Linked DNA regions of Homo sapiens: region 1 is linked to region 2. A link is an interaction called in ENCODE POLR2A ChIA-PET data of the cell type or tissue named here. Cell type or tissue: PC-9. All regions are shown on one strand. Each heading gives the region's core, and the rest is flanking DNA. Links, peaks and the distances in the headings are about the cores only.

Region 1 (8,484 bases), core at 271-8,270, 110 kb after region 2:
CACCCACTAACCCTGGGCGAGGAGGGGCCATCACTGCACAATTCATCAGTGTCTGTGACAGGAAGAGATTGTTTTAGACTGGTTTTTTTTTTTTTATTTGCAAGCTTTTTTCTCTCTCCAAAACGTGCTGTCAGTGTGTTCTAATTTACTCTGTAAGGAATTCTGGAGCTAATCATAGGCTCACAAAAAGCAGCACAGGAAAGTTTCCCAGATAACATCTATTTCAGTGGCTTTCAAACATTTTTGACCTTACCAAAGTAAGAAATACATTTTAATATCATGGCACACATACAGCTGTATCTAAACTTTCATAATACTGCCTTTACGATATCACTCTGATATTGTCTATTCTTTTCTGTTTATTTTTCTTTTTGTTCCTTGTTATGCTGGTTGTGACCCACTCCAGTGATTTCACAATGCAGGCTGGGTGGTGTCCCACAGTTTGAAATCCCAATCTAGGGCCTTCCTCTCACTGTACAAAGTAGGTAACTGGGGACATTAGTGGATCAGTGATCAAACCAAAGTTATTTGATCTTACCAAGTGATATCAGGATGAGAAAGCTGTTAGAGTGTCAGATATGTGAAGGAACTTGGGTCATTCCTGATACCTCAAAGAGAAAAAAGGTAGTCCTTGAACACCTCCTACTTGTAAAGGATGCACAATCCTACATGCCCCTCCCTTTCCTTTCCTCCCCTCTGTACCCCACCCCTGCCCACATTTTCTTCATAAGCAGCTTTGGTGTTTTGGCTTGTTTGTTTCCCTTGTCTCCTACCTGTGACTTTATAGCCTTTTGGAGACTCACAGCAATAGTTGTATTTAAACTCAGTGGGTGGCATCCAAGGCTAAAAAGGAGATTGCCTAGACACAAAACCACCCAAGGGAGAAAGCAGGACAGCATCTTACTATGATTGTTTCTTGTTTCTTCCTGTCTCATAAGGATTATTACCCAGGGTTTTCATTTTTTTCATTTCATGGTTCATTTTCGCTCCAGTGTAGACATACAATAGACCACTCGTCCCTGTGGCTCCGGGCAGCAGCCTCATCTGAGACCCTCCTGAGACATCTCGTGCAGGGCAGCCGTAGTGTGTGGCTTCCCCAGGGCTGCTCTAACAGATCACCATCCTTGCCATGGCTTAAGAAGCTGCAGATTTATTTGCTTACAGCTCTGGAAGCCAGAAGTCCAAAATCAAGGTGTCAGTAGAGTCTCTCTCTCTGAAACCTGCTGAGGATGATGCCCCTGGCCTCTCCCCAGCCTCTGGTGTTCCCAGCAGCCCTTGGCATTCCTTGCCTTGTAGATGCAAAACTCCGATCTCCACCTCTATCCTCACAGTGAGTTCTCCTGCATGTCTGTCTCTGTGCCTTCACATTCCTCTCTGTGTGTCTGTGTTTCCATCTCCTTATGAGGACACCCATCACTGAATCAGGGCCCACTCTATACCAGTAAGACCTCATTTCAACTCCATTACATCTTCAAAAACCCCATTCTCAAATAAGGTTACTTCACAAGTGCTGGAGGTTAGGACTTGAACATACCTTATTGAACAATCCAACTGATGACACATAGTAATTTATGCACTCGTTCTTGGAGACGTTGACTTTATTTAGTAGCATTAACCATGGCAATGTCACCAGCATCGCTGACAGCCTGAAGCATATGATCTCCAGAATGTATTTCAATCATCATGTTCACTTCCTTGGTATTCTTTAGACAATAACTCAGCCTTGAACTCCAGTAAAGGGTTTCCCTGGGATTTTCTTCTTGACTCACTCCACTGTGGCCTCCCTCATCCAGGACTGTAACAGACGCCTGACGTCAGTGGTCTAGACCTCTCTGCTGAATGTCATCTTTGGTGAATGTCTTATGAGAAAACACATGGTTGGTCACTCTTAGAAGGGCATGAAAGCCTGTCTGCAGTATAACCAAAACAGGCACATGGCGAGGCACACTGTGCGCATGTGTGTACAATTAATATCATGGTTTTAAATTATTTTCAGGCCAAGGGGAGATCTTTGCTGCATCTACTGAAGAAAGCGAATCTTTTTCTTCCTGAAAAAAAATGGCTACTTATTAGTCGAATTTGTGTTTTAAAAATATGTGAACTAATATAATGCAGACATGCATTAATGTTTAAATATACTGGAAGTTTTTGGTAAAATGAAACCCATTGTCTCTGTTGATTACTTTGATGAGTCAAGAAGTAACATCCTGGGAATGATTGGCCAGTTTAAATGAGTGCCTCAGGTTTTTGGAATACAAGAAATCAAGAGGAAGGGATTAGAACATATAGGTTAGCAAGATTGGGATCCTAAAATACAGACCCAAATGAATGGAACAAAATCAGGGAATTTATTAATAACAGGGTCAAGGCCAAATCAGTAACAAATATCCTGAGTGGAAGAAAGGTGGTTTAACAAATGCCCCTATGAAAGATAGAGATTGGCTTACCATGATGAGATGTAAGCCCAAGTTATGAGGTTGGCACACAAAACCACAAATGTCATAGCTTAAAACAACACACACTTCTTATCTCTGTTTCTGTGGGTCAGGGTCTGGGTTCTCAGGGACTCACAAAGTATGTTTTCATCTGGAGCTCCAGGTCCTCTTCCAGGCTCATAAGGGTTCTTGGCAGAATTCAGTTTCTTGAGGCTGTAGGACTGAGGTCCTGGCTCCTAGAGGCCACCCTCTCCATAAGCAGTTCTTAGCATGGCCGCCTGCTTCTCCAGGCCCAGTGGGAAAGCATGTGCCTCCAGGAGGGCTCAGTCCATTCTTCATGGCTTTTACCTGGTTAAGTCAGGCCCACTCAGGATAACTTCATTTTGTATTAAATCAAAACCAGCTGATTTGGGATGTTAATTACATCTGCACAACTTCAACTTTGCCATATAACCTAACCATGGGACTGATATTTATCATGCATTTGGGTCAAGTTGCATTAAGAGATATAATAAAGCTGGACAAGCTTCTGTTGATTAGAAGAGTTCAGTTACAAGGCTACACTTGGGAGGAATGTTTACAAACTGGAATGGTCAGAGGATGGGGAAGACACTTGAGAAAAGTCAAGTGACGGATGAAGGCAAATGTGGATATTTATCTGGGAGAAAACTAAGAGGAGTTATAATAGCTGTCTTCAAATATTTAAAGGGCTTTTATTAGGAAGAGGAATTTGGCATATTGGATTTTGCCTTCAGAGAAGTGGAGTCCTGAGATGCTCTTAGCCATTCATTCCAGCCTCCAGGGCTCACCTGCTGTCTTCTGTCCAGGTTCTCGGTAGCAGGGCAGTACAGCCCCATCCGTGATCTTCCATAGTCAGGCATATTGTCACACTCAGTGAGCGGAGAGTCAACCGGGAGGAAGGCACAGTTTCTCTGGAATGACCTACGGAATGGTACGCTCAAATGCAAATTCTCCTTCCCTTCCCCAGTCCTTGTCCTTCAGATGGTAATTTAGGAGCTGAAGGTCAGGGCACCAGCAGCCTTTGGAAGCCTACAGGACAACAGTCAGCCTGGCTAGAAAAAAAAACAATGTCACAGGCATGTTGTGTTTAATCACATGAAGGATATTTGCATTGTTTTCCAACTGATGCCAGCAGACACATTGTCAGTGGTATCATGCCTGGGGTATCAGAGTTGACATTGGGTTGCCCCTTCTCTGAGGCATTCATGTAAATCCTTTTAAGTTTATAAAACCTCCATGTGGCTCCTGCATGCTTCATCATTTGCATGTGTCTCTTTTTCCAGGGGAGGCAGCATGGGGAGCAGGATGCTGGTGGGCTCCAGGTGCAGAGAGCAGGGTGGGCGTCAGACCCCAGGTCCACTGTGCACGCCCTCTTGTAGAGCCCGTTCCGTTGTCCATGAGATGAGGAGTGTTCTTATCTCTAAAGTATTATCATGAAAACCTAACAATGTAGAAAGACTAAAGCACATGGGTGGTGCTTCATAAATAGTATTTCTCCCACTTTCTGAAAACTCCTGCTGAAGTAACTGCACAAGAATCCTTGAACATTTAGAATTCTGGTTTTAGCCATACCATAAAGTCAGTAGTGCGTGGTGGAATTCTGCTAACGAAAATTGCGAAGGATCAAGGCAGAGTACAGAGCTGGTGTGTAGCGGGTACCTTCTGTCTGCTGGCACTAGGTATTTTACACATTAAATCAGCTCGTTCTCACATCAGCTCTTTTAAAAATAAGGAAATGAGGAGCCACAGTGGCCCAACTGATGCAGTGGCAGAAGTAGAATTTGAGCTTGTGCAGATGTGCCTCCGTGTTTTGTCTCCTGAGCATGCTGCCCCAAGTTTGACAATACCAAGATTTGTACTGGAACATTCCCTCCCATCCCCACCCCCTAGAAGCCCCTCTTCCTCCCTTAGATTTGACACATAGTTTGAAACCACTATTAACTACCTTATGAGAGCCACTGTTTGTGAAGTGCTGACTATGTGCCAGGTCCCGTGCCGTGCAATTTTTGTGAATTATCTCGTGTCTACAGTGCCTCACAATTTCTCTGCTCAATACCTCCATGTTACTGCCGAGGAAAGGGAAGCTCAGAGAGAGTAAGTAATTTGCTCGAGTTAAAGAGCTGGCCAGGACAGCCAGGGGCTTGCACCCCGGAGCCTTCATCCACTACACTGTCAGCTGGTATCTCAACCAGCCATTACAGGCTGTAAAAAAATTATATAAGATAGTCTATGGTAATGCAGAAAAGTGAGGTTATTTTGCTCCCTTTCCCTTTGAAGAAAAAAGCCCTGGAAAGACATATCACTTGAGTATGGGAAAAAATGAAGCTGTGGCTTTTCTGTGAGTCAATTCTTTCCTGGCAGCTTCTTGGAATAAGACCAAGTATAGCAGCAGAGTTTTCTGTTTTAATTTGAGCTGCAGGGTGACTTTTTTTCTTCTATGCTTTCATCTCTCTGTGGCTTCTTTTGCCTCGTTAATTTCATGCCCTGCCCAGGCGGGCTACTGTGCTGCCCAGTCACCCGGGTCTGGGGCGGCCACCGCTGGCCAGCAGGCAGGCCCTCCAGAGGCAGAGGTGGCCACGCTTAGGTCGCTCCCGCTGTGGAGGCGGCACACTTGGGTGGCAGCACAGCTGTGATGTGGCGGCAGCTGGCAGCCCCATGGGAAAGATGTGTGAAGTGTGGGGTTTGACGACCCATGGGAGAACAGACTTTCTTCCTCTTCTTGTTTTCCCTTCAAAGCCGTGAGTCAACCTCAAATTCTCTGTCTTTTTTCTCCACCCCCTCGTGCCTCTCTCCCTCACGCTCTGCATCTCTCATTGCAAGCTTGCATTTTTTTGCACACAACACTATCTTAATATTTCTCTTTTCTGCAGGCAGGAAATGAGAAGTCATTTTTCAGGGTCATTCAGGAAGTCATCCAGAGTTATAATGGCCCATTATCTACTGGTCAGAGTTTACTTAGGCTTTCACTACTTCCACTGCCCACTTGAAACAGGGAAAAATATTTTCCCCCCGCGCTGTGAGTGTGCTATTTAGAGCTGACCACAAGCGGGGGGAAGAGAGGATGGCTCGGATGCTGCATTTCCACTGAGAACACAAGGCTGGCAAAGCTTGTCTGCTGCCCAGCAAGCACTTCAGGCTCACACCATTTTAGGTTCACTTTAAGTAGTTTCTCAATTGTTAAAAAAAAAACAAAAAAAAAAAAACCTGTACTCTGAGGATATGCTTATAATCCCATAGCTAACCCAGAATTTCTTAGAGAACTGATCAACATCAGCAGTGGCACTTACTGAAAATGCACATTCTCAGGCCCTGCGTAGGGCCTACTGAGTTAGAATATTAGAGAGCAGGTCTCAGAAACATTCTATCCGGCAGTCTTATTCTATGCACCCGAAGGGATAAGAGCCATGCTTTCATGAAACATGGGTTGTGTGTAAAATGTTTAAAAGGTATGGCAAAATGTGTTTGATTGGCACCAAGGATTTCTGGTTCCTCCTAGAATCATTAATCAAACTTTGAAGGAGAAATAAGAGAGTCGGCATTTTCTTGCACATTCTTTGTGATGTTGTGATGAGTTGGAAACTTCCCGATTGGGTTTATTAGAGCATGAACACCCAGGCACCCAGCTTCTAGCCAGCCCTGTCAGGCAGAGTCTCCTCGAAGATGTGGAAAGGACTGACCAACAGCTGAGGCCTACAGGAACCTGAGCAGGCAAGGGGAGAGGCACCCCGGAACCAGGAGCAATGGCCTTCCCACCCTCCCTCGTCCTCTCCTCTTCTCCTTTTGGAGTTGCAGGCCACAGAAAGGAAGTGACATGAGTCACTTTGGGCCTTCTTAATTCCTTCATCAAAGGCAGCACAGGTGTGTATGTGTGTTGGTGGCTAATTGAGGTAGGCCCACAGAGGAGATAACAGATGGACATACTATTTCCTTTCTTCCATTCTGATATAATTCAGGGTATAAACACACACACACACACACACACACATTCTCACTTCTTTGGCATCTACCACACCTGCCCCAGTGCCCATTTCTCTCCCACCTGAATAAAAAGCCCCCACAAAGCCTGAGGTACATGGAAAGGAGCAGTGGTCTGGCTCCCAGGAGTGTGAGAAGCAGCCATGTTTTCAGAGGCTGTATTCCACTTGGACTTGGCCCTACGCTGAAGGTAGGAGCGGATGGGGGAGGCCCCCTTCGCACAAAGAGCCCCATGAAAGAGTGCACAGTCCAGTCTATAAAACAGACGCAGAAAATGTGTGTAGGACTTCTTCCTGAAAAAGAGCGTGGTGCGTCCAGTACCTCCATGTTCATGGAACTTCCCAGTCTGCAGTTTACCCTTTTGTGCAACTCCCTTTTGGTAAAGCCCTGGTCACACTTCTGGTTGTTCAGATTATACAGGGATAATTCCAGAGTGATTTTAAAGTCAACTGCCAGGCATCCGCACTTGCAAATTAGATGCCTGGCACATGCTTGTGTTAAGGTAATAATTCATTACAATACAAATTACAGGGGAGTTCCTCTGGGCATGCGACCTTTCCCGTCATTTGGCTTTCCCTGTGATTATCAGGGGAGCTTCCATCGTGCTGCTAATGGGACCTTAACCATGTGTCAACCCATGGCTGTAATGCTGACACTGTTTTCTTTCTGGAATGAAAGGCCTTCGCAATTGAAACCAAAATGTTATCCAACTCAGTCCTGTCCCTTTGACGATGAAAACATCAAGTTCTGGAGACTGGCCATCCAGCCTCCCTGCCTCATCTCCCACGCCCTCCATCATTTTTTGTCTCTACTTACTTATTTATTTGGCTGTATTTTACGTACATCATGCAAAAATATTCCTCTTTGTAAAAAGTATAATGATTTCAGGAAATTAGAGGGTAAAAAGCAAGAACCATGCTTTCACTCCACTGTCAAGAGTTGTGGAAGAATCCTTCCAGCATTTTTTCTGTGTATTTTACATACATACAAATATATGTACAAATAAAGGTCGATCATTTAGGTTTTGTTTATATTTTTGTATATATGAGCTTATGTCATTCATACATATTGTTTTGCCTCTTGCTTTTTTTTAACTTAATTTTACTTTGCTTGAGAGCTTTTTGAACTGAAGTACGTGTAAGTCAGCCTATGCATGTAATGGCTCCCTCATCTTCTGTGAGGCTGTCACTAAAAAGGGGATTTAGCTTGTTCTGGGCTTTGCAGCCCGTACACTGGGCACTGTTCATACGTACTTCTCTGTGCACGCAAAGGAGGGCTTGCTAGGGAGGCCTGGCAGAGGGTGCCATTCAAATAGGATTTTCAATGGAGGAATTTTTAAATTTTCAGTTATTTGAATAAGTTTTAATATATATCCAGAACCCCAAATCATCAAGTTTGTTTTCTTCCACATCTGTCCTTCCATTTCTGAACTATTTTAAGGCCAGTCATGTCTCATCCAAGAAATCCCATCCTTTCACACAACACTATCTCCGTTTCATGGTTATGAATCTCTAAAAGCATGATTTTTAAAACATAATCACAATGCTGTCATCGAACTTAAAAATTAGCCATAAATCTCTTATGTTACCCAACAACCAGCCTACTGACACATCTCCAGTTGTCTCAAAAATGTGTTTTCCATTGTGGTTTGTCTGAAACATGATCCAAAAGTCAGACCCACCTCTCACCTTTCCCTAACCTGCCGGAGCCCATGTTTCTTTCCAGCCAGGCTTGGAGACCACCACACGGGATTTGCTTCTTGGGGCCTCCCTCTAACCAGCTATGCAGGATGCCCTCTTTCCTGTCAATACAAGCTGCTCAAAGGACTCATTCAGTTCAAATTCACCTATGTGAGCCTAGGTGATGCTACTTATTTATTTATTTATTTATTTATTTATTTATTTATTTATTTATTTTGAGATGGAGTCTCACTCTGTTGCCCAGGCTGGAGTTCAGTGGCATAATCTGGGCTCACTGCAAGCTCTGCCTCCCGGGTTCAAGTGATTCTCCTGCCTCAGCCTCCTCAGTAGCTGAGATTACAGGCACGTGCCAC
Region 2 (8,484 bases), core at 129-8,128:
GGCAAAGTCCCTTTTAAAATGTAAAGTTAATGCATTCATAGGTACGGGAGATCAGAGTGTGGAAAATATTTGGAGGGGGTCAGTATTCTGCCTGCCGTAGCCCCTATACCTGTGATACTCCCAGGGCTTGATCAAGGCAGATGCACAACCTCTCTGGACAAACACATCCTCCGTAGAGGCCTGCAGGATTCACACACATGAAGATCAAGCAGCAAGCCCACAACCAACACCAACAAAGCCCGAGGAGGCGAGCCACGAGAGAGGTGCAGTAGCAGGCACAGACGGCAGACTCTCACCCTGCAGGAAGTGGGCATAGATGATCAGGAATGAGCATGAAGATATTAGAAAGATCAAAGACACACACAGAGAGAAAGAGAGAGAGAGTGAGAGACAGACACAGAGAGAGACAGAGAGAAAATGAATGAAGGAGAGGCAATATTTGAAAAGGAAATGGGTGAGAATTTTCAGAAATTATGGAAAAATATACAGATTCATGATGCAAAACATATATTAAACTGAAAAATAAAAGTAAAATGTACAGGACACGTCTTCTACCCTGCCTCACATCTTCTTGGCTACTGTTTACTATAATAATTGCTGCAGCAACCATCTTTCTGCAGGGACAGCTGGCAGCATCATGCCTCAGCTGCAACTCATATACCTTGCTTTTTGTCCGGTACTTCTCTGATGTATATGGGAACCTGATAGGCACCCACACATGCACCAAACCTGAAAATTCAAGGAGGTAAGCATTTAATAGAATAATCCTGACCACTGGGGAACAGAAACTGGTGGATAAATGCTCCCTCCCCTAGTGCATGCCCACACAGCCAATTCTGAAGCACATTCTAAAAAGCACTCAGAACGTCCCAGAGGGCTTGAGCCCCAAGTTTCCACAAAAGTGATTAGATCAATAACGTACCCTTGCATTGGGTCTCCCTACATCCTTATTCTATTTTTCCAATCTCATTTTTCCTCTCCCTGGCCTCTATTTCCCCAAAATAAACTACCTGCCTTCAAGACTGTGTGTCAGTTAGGCTCTGATTTCTGGGGGGAATCAGAACTAATTTTAAAAAGTGAATTTCCATATATGTTGGAGAATAACTGCAAAATACCAAATATAATAGAAAGTCTTAAAACTGTTCAGAGAGAAAGAAAGAAACACCTAAAAAGAAATTATTGTAAGACTGATAGTAGACTTCTCAACAATAAGAGAATAAAAACAATAGAAAAATACTTGAAAAGGCTGAAAGAAAACAACTATTAATCTAGAACTGTGTAACCAGAAAAACCATATTTTAAGAGCCAGAGTAAAATTTAAAAAAATTCTAGATAAATAGAAACTGGAAAGCTTACCATCAATACATCTACATTAAAGAAATTTCTAAAGCATGTTCTTCAGGATGTAGAAAATAAACTTAGAAAGATGTTATCAGATACAAAAGAATGGCAGGAAAAGAAATTGGCAAACATGTATAAATCTAAACAAGCAAAACTTCTAAGATGTAATAAAAATAATGTCTAATTTCAGAGTTAAAAAGTAAAACAAACTTAAATCTTGGGCAACAATAAATGTAAGGAAAAAAGAGTATTCAAAGTTAAAATGTTGCAAGTATCCCACAGCAGTGGGTAGAGACGTTGAGATATTAATTTTAGACTTAGTTCCATATACAACGTAACATTTTAAAATTCAGCCTCCAGAAAAAGAGAAATAGAATTTTAAACTTCCAAACACACTGAAGACCAAACAGAATTAAAATGAGGAAAAAAGAAACAGCAAAGCAGAATAAATGAAGAGCAAAAAACATGAAATGGGAGAAACAAATTCAAATATATCTGTGACCACAATAAATATAAATGATCTAAACTCTCCCACTAAAATATAGAGGATGTCAGGCTGGCTTAAAAATAAGAATAAAATGAGTCTATCTCTATGTGGCTTGCAAAAGGCTTGCCTAAATCATAAGAATGCAGAAGAGTTGAAACTAAAACAATTGAAAATTTTACCAAGCACATACTACCAGAATGTATATTTCTAAATGCTTACAATAAAAAAGAAGTACAAGAAATTTGAAAGCAGAAATCAGCTAAATAGAAAACAAAGATAAAATAGAGAAGATAAGTAGAACAACAAAAAAGCAGGATCTTAGAAAAGACTGTTTAATAAAAGAGGTAAACCTCCATGAGATTGCCAAGAAAACAGACTCTAGTATATGATAGAACTGAACAGGGAGGCATGCCTACATGTAGGAAAGAGATTGAAATAATGAAATTACTAAAAATAACCTTATTCCAATGCATCTGAAAACAAGTAAAATGAACAAACTTCTAGAAAAATATAGCTAAACAAAAACAAGTTCAAGACGAAATTTTAAAAACCTTAATATTCCTATAATTAGAAAGAAATTAAAATAATGTTTCCAAATTTTAGACTCAAACTTTCTTGCAGACAAATTAAACAAACTTTTCAGAAGCAGATTATTTCAAACTTATAAAACTTTTCCCAGAAAATAGAGAAAAAAAGGAAAATATTCCATAACTCTATAATTCATATGAAGCCAATATAACTTTATAATAAAACTAGAGAGAACAGTATAAAAATGAAAAAATCTAAATTAATTTTTCTTTACAAATATACATAAAATAAATCATAACTAAAATTTATAAATAATTAAAATCATAGCTTAATCCAATAATATATAACAAAGATAATATATCATGAGCAAATTGCAAATGCCAGTACTTTCACATTAAAAAAAACTATAAATACCATTCAAGACATTAAATACTTAAACAGCAAATATTTTATGACCACCAATAGATGCAGAACAAATTTTGATAATCCATCTCTATTCATGATTTTTTAAAAAAATTTCTGGCAAACTCAGAATAGAAAGAAACTTTTTTAGCCTGATGAAGAGTTATTTACAAAAAGGTTATACATAAAACGTCAGTCTTGATGGTGATATCTTTGAAATAATATCCTTAAAATCAATAATGTGCCAGGCATGGTGGCTCACACCTGTAATCCCAGCACTTTGGGAGGCTGAGGTGGGTGGATCACTTGAAGTCAGGAGTTTGAGACCAGCCTGGCCAACATGGTGAAACCCTGTCTCTACTAAAAAAATACAAAAAAATTAACCAGGCGTCATGACGCACACCTGTAACCTTAGCTACTCGGGAGGCTGAGGCAGCACAGCCGCTTAAATCCAGGAGACAGAGGTTGCCGTCAGCCAAGATCGCACCATTGCACTCCAGCCTGGGTGAAAAAGTGAGACTCTGGTCTCAAAAAAAAAAAAAAAAAGAAATCAATAACAAGATAGGGTATTCATTATCACAATCTCATTCAACCTTGCACTGTAGATCTTCCCCAGAGCAGTAATGGAAAACATAGAAATAAAGCCATAACAATTATAAAAAACAAAGCTCTCATTATTTGGATATAACTCTCTGCATATGAAATCCAAAAGAATGCATGAAAAAATTATTAGAATAATGAGAGTGTTTACTAAGTAGCTGACCAGTAAATGCATTATATATGTCATCAACAATCAGAAAATGTATGGCTTAAAAAATACCATGCCTATATATGTAACATATATGTTATATATGTTATACACATATGTATGTTATATGTACATATGTACGTTATATGTATATGTTACATATATATGCAGAGCCAGATGCATATACACTTAGCTATATACATACTTATAATAAAAATAATAACAAAATTTTTAAGTCACCTAAGAAAAAGTCTAACATAAATTGTGTTAGATCTCTATGAGAAAATTTACAAAAACTTAATTTAAAACATTAAGAAAGACATAAGTAATTATTGTATTTTGGATTAAAAAACTCAGTATTGTGAACATATTATTTCTCTCAAAATTAAAATATAGAGTGGAAGAAATTCCGATCACAATTCTCTAGAGCTTGTCCTGGAACTTGACTAGCTGCTTTATAGTTTTACATGGGAAAAAAAATGTGAGAATAAACCAATCAACATGCTCCTGAAGGAAGAGGATGAGAAAGAGAAAGGACAGGTGGAAAAGGGGTGACTTGGCCATCAGATTTCAAGATTTTCTATAAGGTTTCTCTGGTAATTAAGACAGTGTGGTACAGGTGCAGGAACAGAAACATGGATCAGCAGAGCAGAATAGAGATCCCTGAAACAGACTAATGAATACACGAAAATATTATATATGATAGAGATGGAAGTATAGGCAATTAAGAAAAAAGGGACTATAGAATTAATGAAGCTGGGAGAAATGGTTGGAAAAAATCAATAAACTTTATCCCTACTTTACACAAAAACAATTTTGATATATTGAGAAACAAAACATGAAAGGCAAAATTTTAAGCTTTAAGATGTATATATCATAAAAAAATGAAAAAAAATGACGGGAAGTTGCTTGGCAGTTACAATGTGCATTGCTCCAGTGATGAATGCCTTATTGAAGGCCCTGACTCCACCACAATGAAATCTATCAGTGTAACAAAATTGCACTTGTACCCGTGGTTACATACACCTTTAAAAAAAAGTTGAAAGAGAAATACATGTTTTACTAGATCTTACAAAAAAAGGAAAAGAAAAGAAAGAAATTCAAGAGACAAGCCACAATCTGGGAGAAGACATTTGTGACAATATCCCACAAATAATTCACAAATTGAATATATGAATAACTTTATAAATCTACAAGAAAAAGACCAAAAAAATAGAAAAATGGGCAAAAGACATGAATAGATGGAAGACTAATGGGAAAAAGGAAACGAAAGGAAGCAAGCAAGGAAGGAAGCAAGGAAGAAAGGAAGGAAGGAAGAAGAAAAGAAACGTTTCTCAACTTCATTAGTAATTAAAGATGTTTTATTTTATTTTCAAAATAAGGACACAATAAGACATTGTTGTCAAAATAAGAAAATAATGATAACATTCTATACCTACTCAAAATTGGTAAAAATTTAAAAGTCCAATATACCATGTGTTAGAAAGAATGTTGATTCAACAAGAATTTATACGTTTCCAATGGGTACGTAAATTGGTACAATCATTTTTTGAGGAATAACTGGTATTAATCAAAAAAGCATGGTACTAGTATGAAATGACACAGAGATCAATGGAACAGAATAGGGAACCCAGAAATAAAACCACATATTTACAGCCAACTGATTCTGACAAAGTTGACAAGAACATACACTGGGGAGACACACCTTTTCAGTAAGTGGTACTAGGGAAATTGGATTGCTTTATGCAAAAGAATGAAGCTGGATCTCTAACTCTCCATATACAAAAACCAAGTCAAGAGTGATTAAAGACTTAAATGTAAGACTGGAATCTAAAAATAGTATTAGAAAACCTAGGGAAAACTCTTCCGGACATGGGCCTAGGTAAAGAATTCATGACAAAAATCTCAAAAGCACAGGCAACAAAAACCAAAAAATACACAAGTAGGACTTAATTGAACTAAAAACTTCTACACAGCAAAAGAAATAACCAACAAAGTGAACAGACAATCTGCAGAATGGGAGAAAATATTTGCAAACTATGCATCCAACAGGGGACTTCCTTGGGAAATTCCAAGGGAATTTCAACTCGACAACAAACAACTCAGCAACAAAAAGTCAATCCCCTTAAAAAGTGGGCAAAGGACATGAATAGACATTTTTCAAAAGAAGATGTACAAATGGACAAAAAGCATATGAAAAACTGCTCAACATCACTAATTCTCACACAGGTACAAATTAAAACCACGATGAGATATAATTTTACACCAGTCAGAATGGCTATTATCAGAAAGACAAAAAATAGCAAATGTTGGCAAAGAATGCAGAGAAAAGGGAGTGCTCATACACTATTGGTGGGAATGTAAATTAATACAATCTACGAAAAACAGTATGAAGATTTCTCAAAAAGCTAAAAATGAAACTACCATTTGACCCAGCAATCCCTCTACTTAGTATCTACTCAAAGAAAAGAAATCATTATATCAAAATGATACCTGCACTCATAGTTTATTGCAGCACTATTCACAATGGCAAAGATATAGAATCAATGTAAGTGTCCATTAACAGGTGATTGGATAAGGAAAATGTGGTACATATATACAATATTATTCAGCCATATTAAGAATATTATTCAGCCATAAAAAGAATGAAATCGTGTCTTTACAGGGATGGAACTGGACCCCATTATCTTAAGTGAAACAACTTAGACACAAAGACAAATACCTCATGTTCTCACTTATAAGTGGGAGCTAAACATGTGTACACATGAACATACAGGGTAGACAGTGGAGACACGGGAGGGTGAGTGTGCAGGAGAAGAGTGGATGATGGGCAATTACTTCATGGGTACAATGTTCATTATTCAGGTGATGGATACAGTAAAAGCCCTGGCTTCACCATTACTCAATCTATCCATGTAACAAAATTACACTTGTACCCCATAAATTTATACAAAAAAAAATTTTTTTAATCCAAACATTCACGTACCCTATAATACAACAATTCAATTCTTAGGGGTATACCTAGAGAAACATTTGGGCATGTTTCTCAGGGGACAGGTACCAGCATGTTTATACAGTACAACACAAATGTCCTTAGACAGAAGAATAGTTAAATAAATATCAGTGTATTTGTATAATTAATATTATGTATCAGTGAAAATGAATAAACTATAGGTACAGGAATTGATATTGATGAGTCTTAAAAATACAAAGTTGAAAAAATCAATTTTCAAAAGATTACATACAGTATGTACTATAACATTTATATAAAGCTCAGTAAACAACTATATATATATAAAATCCCTAATATGTATGTGTATCACTAATATTTATCTCCCTAAAAATATCCCATATGCACATAGGGATATACCAACCTTCCAAATAACACTTCTTAACTTCTTTCATTTTCTCAGTTAGATTCCTTGGTCTGTCATGTCACTGGCACTCCTGTTAGTACCTTAAACGGTCTTTCATTATATTCTACCCACCTGGAAAAATCCCTTTGCTCAGGCAACAAGTATAGAGAAGGTTCAATAAAAATTCAGAGGTTCCTACATAAACTCTGACTGAGCAGTCTTCACAGGCCCTCAGTCGTTCTGGCTCCTCCAATCTCACTCTTACTGCTTCAAATCTGTTTCGCTGTTACCCAGCTAACAACGCCACCCTCATCCTCAGCACTTACAACAAATGCTTACACTTTTTACTTTAAAAATAAAACACACCTTTGTCACCTGGACAAGAAACTGATAAAACTAACCTGTGTAGTCACACTTCCTTCCTATTACAAAAGACACTGCCAATTCTCCAATCTCTTCACCTAGGCTTTGGAGCTTCTCCACCCCACTGATTAGTATAGAAGCTTTTGTTGCGTTTGTGTAGTAAGTTTTTCCCTCTCAGTAATGCAGAACCAGGTGCATAATTTGTGGGTCCCAGTGCAAAATGAAAATGCAGAACAGCTGGCTCAGAAGTGATAAAGAATTTCAAGCTGGCAGCAGCAGAGCCTTAACCCGAGGGCAGGGCCTTGTGAGTCCAGGACCACTGCAAGTCAGCTTTATGGCAGGATCCTTCCCATCAGCTCAGAGAGGATACATTCAAAAACAGCAAATCCACCTCTATCTCTGTTCCTGTCCTGCTATGAAAGAACCTCTCCTCCCCCTTAGAAACGTACCTAGCGTTGTCTCTATTTGTTGTCTCTCACACCTGCCCATACCTCAATGCATTCCAAGCCGCCTTCACCCCAGTGGCTTCATGGAGAGCATTATGTCCCAGGACCGCCAAGGGCTGTGGGGTTGCCAAGTCAAACAGTTGTTTTTCAGTTCTCTCCCCGTTCTGAAAACACTTTTCTTAGCTTCCATGAGCCACACTGTCTTGTTGTTACCTCTGCAAGAGATTCTGTGTCTTCTTTGCAGAATCATCCTCCTCACCTAGACAGTCAGTGAACACTAGAATAACTTAAACAAACCAGCCTTTCCCTCTTGCAAATATACCTTCTTCCCTTGGTGTTCTCATTGGAGTCCACATCTTTAGTTTAACTTCTTTATGGTGTATACGTGATGGTATAGGATTGGCATATTTTTATGTAGCTAAAACTGCCATTTCTCTCCCTTTGTAGTAGATTTATTGACCTATTTAGGAAGGCTTTCTCCCCCAAATCCTAGGAACAACCTATTTATTTCTTACCACTTTTATGTTTTTTAATTTTTTTAAAAAAAATTTTGAATTCTATTCCAGCAGAATTTATTTTATATGTGGCGTCTACATTTTAAACCAATTATTTTAGTTTCCAACATCATCTGCCTAGTAATTTGAAATCTCACTTTATCATTTTTTGGAATAAACAAACATTATTTTTATGATCAGAGAAAGTGACAAGTTTTAAATAAGAAAATAATATTGTATATAATGAAATCTGTTTTTTCTTCACAATTTATCAGAGTAATAAATGATCAAAACTAATTCTTTATCACATTTTCTGATA

The links. ChIA-PET counts read pairs that join two places held together with the same protein. Peaks named below come from ENCODE experiments on the same cell type or tissue, not always from the same donor. Only the 100,000 strongest peaks of a DNase experiment are listed, where the experiment ranks them.
Region 1: POLR2A ChIA-PET joins it to region 2 with 21 read pairs; 5 of 35 experiments call an interaction of 5 or more read pairs at or near these places.

Annotation. Positions count from the first base shown.
Region 1 is chr7:55,081,639-55,090,122 of GRCh38, forward strand. The region is part of intron 1 of EGFR (epidermal growth factor receptor); the gene reads left to right. Among named protein-coding and RNA genes, the nearest start is that of EGFR, 67 kb to the left of the region's middle. In PC-9, for the core only: no CTCF peak of the experiment used is centred there; DNase peaks (open chromatin) are centred at 380 and 4,863; H3K27ac peaks cover 3,656 bases.
Region 2 is chr7:54,971,224-54,979,707 of GRCh38, forward strand. No RefSeq gene overlaps it. Among named protein-coding and RNA genes, the nearest start is that of EGFR, 44 kb to the right of the region's middle. In PC-9, for the core only: no CTCF peak of the experiment used is centred there; no DNase peak of the experiment used is centred there.